Regions from separate parts of the Homo sapiens genome. Here region 2 is linked to region 1. The links are chromatin loops, found by intact Hi-C in ENCODE. Cell type or tissue: IMR-90. All regions are shown on one strand. Each heading gives the region's core, and the rest is flanking DNA. Links, peaks and the distances in the headings are about the cores only. Region 1 has its middle 9.1 kb from the start of LINC02190. Region 2 has its middle 58 kb from the start of KRABD5.

Region 1 (4,404 bases), core at 296-4,295:
AGCGTTACATTATTCATTATATGGATGATATACTTTGTGTTGCCACCACTCTAGAAATATTACTCCAATGTTATGATCACTGGATTGGAGCACAGTGTTGGAGCATAGTGTGCCATGGCCACCCTATGTTCAACTGGTCTAAACAAAATGGTCAGATGGTAGAAATGGTAAGAAGTACAGCAAGAGTTCCTATTATATTGAAACATGGCAGTATAGTGGCACCTCAACCTCAGATGATATGGCCCGCTATAGGAGCTAAACATAAGGATTTGTGGAAACTATTAATGGTTCTTAGTAAGATCAAAATTTGGGAAAGAATAAAAAAGGATCTAGAAGGACACTCTACAAATTTGTCTTTGGATATTGCAAAATTAAAAGAACAAATATTTAAAGCATCCCAGGCACACCTGACCGTAATGCCAGGAACTGCAGTGCTTGAAGGAGCTGCAGACGGATTAGCAGCTATTAACCCATTAAAATAGATAAAGACACTTGGAGGCTCTGTGATTTCAATGGTGATTGTGCTTTTAATCTGTGTTGTTTGTTTTTGTGTAGTCTGCAGATGTGGATCCCGACTCCTGTGAGAAGTAGCTCACCGTGATAAAGCCACCTTTGCTTTTATTGCCCTGCAAAAACAAGAAGGGGGACATGCTGGGGATATCCCCCAAATCTGGCCATAAACTGGCCCCAAAAGTGGCCATAAACAAAATCTGCAGCACTGTGATTTGTTTGCGATGGCCATGACACCCATGCTGAAGGTTGTGGGTTCACCGGAATGAGGGCAAGGAACACCTGGCCCACCCAGGGTGGAAAACCTCTTAAAGGCATTCCTAAACCACAAACAATGGCAGGAGTGATCTGTGCCTTAAGGACATGTTCCTGCTGCAGATAACTAGCCAGAGCCTATCCCTTTGTTTCAGCCCATCCCTTTGTTTCCCATAAGGAATACTTTTAGTTAATCTATAATCTATAGAAACAATGTTTATCACTGGCTTGCTGTCAATAAATATTTGGGTAACTCTCTGTTCAGGGCTCTCAGCTCTGAAGGCTGTGAGTCCCCTGATTTCCCACTCCACATGCTATATTTCTGTGTGTGTGTCTTTAATTCATCTAACCCCACTGGGTTAGGGTCTCCCCCGACTGAGCTGGTCTTGGCATTTAACCAACCAGAATTTTGAAAGTAATGTTTATATATTTAAAAAGTTTTTTAAAATCAAACCCAATTTTAAAAATTAACTTGATAAAAATTTTGTGATGGAGAAAGATGTAGATGATTTTTAAACCTAATTTGTTTTGGTCAGTATTTAGAAGACTGCTGTGTGCACTTGAGCCCCTTCTTCACTGGACATTGCTGGTTATTCTGGACACTATGAGAATGAAGGATAGAAGCCATGTACTTGGCTATTGGCTCTTGTGGAAATGTAAAAAAATGTGAGGGAAATACCTCCTGCTTTTCCTCTTCTCTTATGTTTCGTAGGGGTAATAACCCTGTCCCCATATAACAGGCACAGTTACCAATAGCGACCTCATCAGCCTCACAGACGGGTCCCTTTCTGGCCCTCAAACCCCATTCTGGCCTCACCTCATCCTCCCAACAATGTCACCTACCATGTTCCTCCCACCTAAGGTATTCCAAGCTCATGTTCATTGTGGTCATGTTTTTTAAAAAAACTTTAGGCAAATTAAGTTGAACAGGATTTAATTGAGCAAAGAATGACTTGCAAACCAGGCAGCTCCCTTAACCAGAATAGGTTCAGAGAGACTCCATGCTGCTGTGTGGTTGGAGAGGATTTATGGACAGAATCAAGAAAGTGACATACAGAAAAAAGTACAGAAGTGAGCTGCAGAAACAGCTGCATTGGGTATAGCTTGGCATTTATCTTATTTGAACATGATGTGAACAATTGGCCGTCTTTGATTGGCCAAAGCTCAATGATTGGTACAAGAGCAGGCCATAGTCTATCTATACATCCAGGTAAGTTACAGTTAACTAGGTAGAGAGAAACTTTTAGGCCAAACTTAAAATATATAAGAAGACAGGTTTAGGCTAAACTTAATTTAACAATCTCCTCTTTTGGTCAAACTCTCAATTTTGTGTGTGACCAAAACTTAGGGCTTTAGTGCTACTCTGAGTCACTATCATGTTGGGCTTCTGGTCTCAGCAAATACATTCATAGATTGTGTTGTTTTCATGATTGTAAAAAGTAAAGTAGAGGTTCCTCTTCAAAGATTTTCCTCCCCATTTAATTAGGAATAAATAGTAACTTCCCTTAGAAGCAAAATTTATTCAAAGACCTGTGCTAACATTCTTAAATATCTGCTAGCCATGATAAAGAAATCAATGTACTTTGTGTTCTTAGCTCCCACAATTTAGCCTAAATATTTGCCCTGGCATGCTTATACTGGTTCAAGCAAGCATTAAGTCATAGCCTGTTCCTCTTCCTTATTTGAAGGTGTTTTTACCTTTCTTAGTATTCCACAAGTTACTCCCTCCTTCCTTTGTTCTCCTCTGCCTTTGACTCTTTTAAAAAGTTCTAAATTGCTAGCCAATTGGGACAAATACAGAATGTAAGGCCCCATTCCAGCCAGTGGAAACCAGGCACAGCAGTAGGGTGGACACGTCAGGTTATAAATAACCCTGTGTCCTTTGTTCAGTGTACTCTCTTGGCAAAACTGCTGGCAAGTGTAACCTTTCTGCAGGAAGTAAAAATGGCCTTGCTGAGTAAATTAAATTTATGTTCAAGTGCTATTTCTTTATAGCACCAGGGAACAAGCATTTCAAACAATGAGCATACATTTCTTTGAGTTTTTGTCATTCCAGTCAAAGAGATCATTTGCCATTCCATAGATGGCTGCAAACAAACATTTAATACTTTTGAGAGAATACAGAATACTTGGGAGATTACTGTTGTGAGTATCCGGAGGATAATACCAAGAGTTTGGAGTATGCTCCTTAGCCAGGGTCCAAACCAAACCAATTAAAATAAAATAGATCAAGGAGTGAGCTAGATAGAGTACTTGTTTTAACCCAGCAGGCTGTTTGTTAATTCCCTACAACTAAATCTCTCTAATACCTATGTATTCAACCATGTGCAGATTCTTCCACGTTCAGCCATTAGGTCATCTAGAGTTATTCTATTATCTAGCACAACTATAGCAACGGAACTTGAAGAAGACTGCTGTACAACCAAAGCCTTTGCAGTAGAAGCTGCTACAGAGCCCACTATGAGGGACAAATGTCTAATCATTGCCTCATTTATATTTACTCCAAACTATAGAAAAAGAGACCTAAGAAATGATGCCCATCGACAAGCGTGAAGGCCTCCTGGCAATATTCTCTTCACCCTATGCTGTAGGTTAAGAGGAGTGAACCAATGTTCTGTCTCTGGCTGATTATGGAGCAACAAAACTACCATTAAAATTCCTCATCCACATTGGCCCTTCATCTTTTATCCCTCAAGGCATAAGGTTGGCCATTATAAAATTGGCTTCAAAATACCCCACAAATAGGCTGGGTGTGGTGGCTCAGGCCTGTAATCCCAGCACTTTGGGAGGCTGAGGCAGGTGAATCACCTGAGGTCAGGAGTTTGAGACCAGCCTGGCCAACATGGTGAAACCCTATCTCTACTGAAAATACAAAAAATTAGCTGGGTGTGGTGGTAGGCGCCTGTAATTCCAGCTACTTGGGAGGTTGAGGCAGGAGAATTGCTTGAACCCAGATGGCAGAGGTTGCAGTGAGCCGAGATCACACCACTGCAACTCCAGCCTGGGCAACAGAGTAAGACTCTGTCTCAAAAACAAAACAAGGCTGAGCGTGGTGGCTCACGTCTGTAATCCCAGCACTTTGGGAGGCCGAGGCTGTCGGATCGCAAGGTCAGGAGTTCGAGACTAGCCTGACCAACATGGTGAAACCCCGTCTCTACTAAAAATACAAAAATTAGCTGGGCATGGTGGTGTGCCCCTGTAATCCCAGGTGCTTGGAAGGGTGAGGCCAGAGAATCGCTTGAAACTGGGAGGGTAGAGGTTGCAGTGAGCCAAGATCGCGCCACTGCACTCCACCCTGGGTGACAGGGTGGACTCTATCTCAAAAAAAGAGAAAACACAACAGAAAACAAAATGTCCCACAAATAGCCGGGCACGGTGGCTCACGCCTGTAATCCCAGCACTTTGGGAGGCTGAGGTGGGCGGATCATGAGGTCAGGAGATCGAGACCATCCTGGCTAACATGGTGAAACCCCGTCTCTACTAAAAATACAAAAAAATTAGCTGGGCGTGGTGGCGGGCGCCTGTAGTCCCAGCTACTCGGGAGGCTGAGGCAGGAGAATGGCGTGAACCCGGGAGGCGGAGCTTGCAGTGAGCCGAGATGCGCCACTGCACTCCAGACTGGGCCAGAGCGAGACTCTG
Region 2 (4,404 bases), core at 195-4,194, 110 kb after region 1:
GATAGTATTAATATTTTAATAGCTTATAGTTGTGAGTCACAATTGCCCCATTGGGTTTACTGAAAAGGAGTTATTTATCTTCCATGTGTGAATGGCAATAGGCTTTTTATAATCCTAAGCACACAGATCTTTTAAGATTATCACTATGTTTAGATCTGAATAAAATTTATAGGCTTGCAATAACAGAAATTTTAATACTTTTTTCTAATAGAAGTGAAAAACAGTAGAAGTAATTTGTTAAAATGAGTTTAAGAGAAACTTCACATGTATTCATTAAATAACATTTAAACCTCATTGTAAGTTACTGATCAGTAATTCCAATCTATTTTAGTCACTGAAAAAGCGTAACATTCTTTAATTATTCAATCAGAAACAGTATTCTTATTAGTGTTTCTGAAACTTCTAGCAAATGTAGACCCCCAGGATGACAAGATTCATGCAGACAACAAATTTTCTATGTAATAATAGGCTCATTTTAACTTTAAATATAAACACTCAATATATTTCAAAAGTAAAATTAATGGTTCTTTTAAGTCATAAGAAGAATATTGTGATAATTCATTTACTGAAGTGTTTGTCTCAGACTTTGTAATGAATACTTTAAACCAAAAATTAAGTTCTGCATACTATCTATGGATAAAAAGAAGTGGTTTGTAAATTTATCTTTATTTTTACTAAATTAAAAAATTTAAAGCCAAAATGTTATGTCGGGATTTAAAACAAGCATTGGATGACATGGTGTTGGGCATAATGGTTAAGATTGAAATTCGCTGTGAGTTGGTTCCTGATCACATCCGGAACTTTAGGGTTTTGGTAAAATTAAAGCAATTAATGCAAATGAAGGTGCCCGAAGAGCACCCAGCATATAGCTCTCATTTGTTGATTCTGTTAGATCATGATCAATGTTAAGCCTAAAAACAAGATGGCCACATCAGTGGTTTGTAATCCATGTTTATTCTAATCAGTCAGTCTGGGGCTATAGTAGTAGTTGAATGTTTATAATACTACCCTTGTAAAATTCCCATATATTCACACCCAGCATGGATATAAATATGGAAAGATTTCTCATTGAGTACTTCTCTTTAGCATTCCAGTAACACTAGACAAATAAGCACCTAAATGCTGAGTGTTTGTCAGTTTTAAAATTAGAAAAGAAGGCAAGTTTTCTTGTCTACTTGTTTAATACATTTTTTATTGCCAAGTACATATGTTCATTTGATTTAATACATTGAAATGTAGTTTAAAAACATATATTCAAATATCTTTTCTCTAACAAGTGAAGGAATAATTTATTTACAAATGTAGAAATAATTTTACTGTAAGCAGTTGCTTTAGGGGCTGTCTTTTATAGTATTGTATTATTTTGAACATTAAAAATATACATTTTATTCCTTAGTGTTGGGTTTAGACTATTCATTATATTAAAAGTTTACTTATGGCTGGGCGCGGTGGCTCAAGCCTGTAATCCCAACACTTTGGGAGGCCGAGGTGGGCAGATCACCTGAGGTCAGGAGCTCAAGAACAGCCTGGCCAACATGGTGAAACCTCGCCTCTACTAAAATTACAAAAATTAGCTGGGCACGATGTCTGGCGCCTGTAATCCCAGCTATTCGGGAGGCTGAGGCAGGAGAATTGCTTGAACCTGGGAGGCAGAGGTTGCAGTGAGAGATCATGCCACTGAACTCCAGCCTGGGTGACAGTGAGACTCCGTCTCAAAAAAAAAAGTTTACTTACATCACTAAGGGAGCAAGCCATTTGAAATGTATATATATATATATGAAAAATATATGTGTCTGTTTTCTAAGATTTTAAAATGAACAGTTTTTTCTCTCGTCAAATTTCTTAAAGTTTATTTCTTTCTCTTTAAAGTATGAATAGTAGTTTTGATTGGCAAATCAAAGTTGAATGAATTCATGGGGTAAAATGTGATGTTTTAATATATGTATGTAATATGGAATGATTGAGTTAAATAACATCTATCAACTCGCTTACCAGCATTATTTGTGGTAAGACATTTGAAATTTACTCTTAGTCATTTTAAAATATACAATTACATTATGGTTTACTATAGTCACGCTGCTGTGAAATAGATCTCAAAACCTACTTACCTTGTCTGTTAGAAACTTTGTACCCTTCAATCAAAAACTCTATAATTTCTTCCCACCACATCAAGCCTCTAGTAACCCTTATTTCACTTTCTATTTTTTTGAATTAGACTTTATTAGAGTCTACATATAAATGAGATTATGCAGAAAAAATATATAAAGAATTATACTTTTATTGTATCTAAATACTTTTGAAACCAAGGAATTTTTAGTTTCTTTAGTTCAGTGTCCACCATAGTTGATATTCCCATATTAAGTCTCTTACTCTTTTTCATTTTAATTTCATACCAGAAAATGTTTCTTTCTTCTTGAAGTGTACCCTAAAGAAGCTCCTATTGGTAATAAAATCTCTCAAAATTTTCACTTTTGAAAATATTTTAATTTACTCTTATTTATCAAAAGTATTTTAGGCCAGGCACAGTGGCTCACACCTGTAATCCCAGCAATTTGGGGGGCTGAGCTGGGAGGATTGCTTGAGGGCTAGAGTTTGAGACCAACCTGGGCACCATAGTAAGATCTCATTTCTACAAAAATAATTTTTTTAAAATTAGCCAAGCATGATGGTGAGGGCCTGTAATGCCAGCTACTCAGGAGGCTGAGGTGGGAGGATTCCTTGAACCCCAGAGGTTGAGGTTGCAGTGAGCTGTGATTGCACCACTGTGCTTCAGTCTGGGTGACAGAGCAAGACCCCATCTCTAAAAAGAATTTTAAAATGAACAACGAATAAAAATTAAACATTTTAGCTAAATATTCAGTTCTAGCTTTAAATAATGCCTCTTCGAAAAAACTTTTTTGTCCCTGTAAAAATTATGCCAATTTACAAAGACTTCATGACTAAAACACCAAAAGCAATTGCAACAAAAGCCAAAATTGACATGTGGAATTTAATTAAGTGAAAGAGTTTCTGCACAGCAAAAGAAACTATCATCAGAGTGAACAGGCAACCTACAGAATGGGAGAAAATTTTTGCAATCTATCCATCTAACAAAGGGCTAATATCCAGAATCTACAAGGAACTTAAACAAATTTACAAGAAAAAAAAACACAATCCCATCAAAAAATGGGCAAAGGGTATGAACAGACACTTCTCAAAAGATGACATTTATGTCGCCAACAAACATGAGAAAAAGCTCATCGTCACTGGTCATTAGAGAAATGCAATCAAAACCACAATGAGATACCATCTCACGCCTGTTAGAATGGCGATCATTAAAAAGCCAGGAAACAAGAGATCCTGGTGAGGATGTGGAGAAATATGAACACTTTTACACTGTTGGTGGGAGTATAAATTAGTTCAATCATTGTGGAAGACAGTGTGGTGATTCCTTAAGGATCTAGAACCAGAAATACCATTTGACCCAGCAATCCCATTGGATTGCGGTATGGGTGCAATACTAGGCAGCCATAAAAAGAATGAGTTCATGTCCTTTGCAGGGACATGGATAAAGCTGGAAACCATCATCCTCAGCAAACTAACAGAGGAACAGAAAACCAAGCACTGCATGATCTCACTCATAGGTAAGAGCTGAAAAATGAGAACACATGGACACAGGGAGGGGAACATCAAACACTGGGGCCTGTCGGGGGTTGGGGGGCAAGGGGAGGGAGAGCATTATGACAAATACCTAATGCATGCGGGGCTTAAAACCTAGATGATGGGTTGATAGGTGCAACAAACCATCATGGCACATGTGTATCTGTGTAACAAACCTGCACGTTGTGCACATGTATCCCAGAACTTAAAGTAAAATTTAAAATAATTATGCCAATTTAGATTTTAAATTTAATCTAAAATTTATTTCAAATGGTCTTAAATACAATTTACATGTGACTAGATATTAGTTTGGTTACACAATCTTTTCCCACCTTTTTTGGACTATGATTGACAAATAGAAACTGTATTTAAAGTGTAAAAACTAAAATATATGTTTTGATATATTTATATATTGTGAAATTATTACCACAATAAAGCTAATAAACATATCTGTCATGTCACATAGTTACTATTTTTTAGTGTGGTAAGTTCATTTGAGATCCATGTTTCTTAACAAAGTTCAAGTATACAAGATGTAATTATTAAGTATAGTCACAATGCTGTACATTGGGTCTCTAGTATTATTTATTTTGTGACAACAGGTTTGTACCCTTTGACCAATATCTCTCATTTTTTCCCAGTCCCTCAGCCCCAGGTCACCACCATTCTGCTCTCTGTAACTATGAGTTCTACTCTTTTTCAGATTCCTCATAAAATGAGTTCATACAACATTTGTATTTCTATGTCTGCCTTATTTCACTTAGC

Evidence for each region. Peaks named below come from ENCODE experiments on the same cell type or tissue, not always from the same donor. Only the 100,000 strongest peaks of a DNase experiment are listed, where the experiment ranks them.
Region 2: a loop joins it to region 1, with 2.8 times the contacts of the local background. A loop is called at or near these places in 2 of 110 quality-filtered maps.

Annotation. Positions count from the first base shown.
Region 1 is chr16:31,542,244-31,546,647 of GRCh38, forward strand. No RefSeq gene overlaps it. Among named protein-coding and RNA genes, the nearest start is that of LINC02190, 9.1 kb to the right of the region's middle. In IMR-90, for the core only: no CTCF peak of the experiment used is centred there; no DNase peak of the experiment used is centred there.
Region 2 is chr16:31,652,693-31,657,096 of GRCh38, forward strand. No RefSeq gene overlaps it. Among named protein-coding and RNA genes, the nearest start is that of KRABD5, 58 kb to the right of the region's middle. In IMR-90, for the core only: no CTCF peak of the experiment used is centred there; no DNase peak of the experiment used is centred there.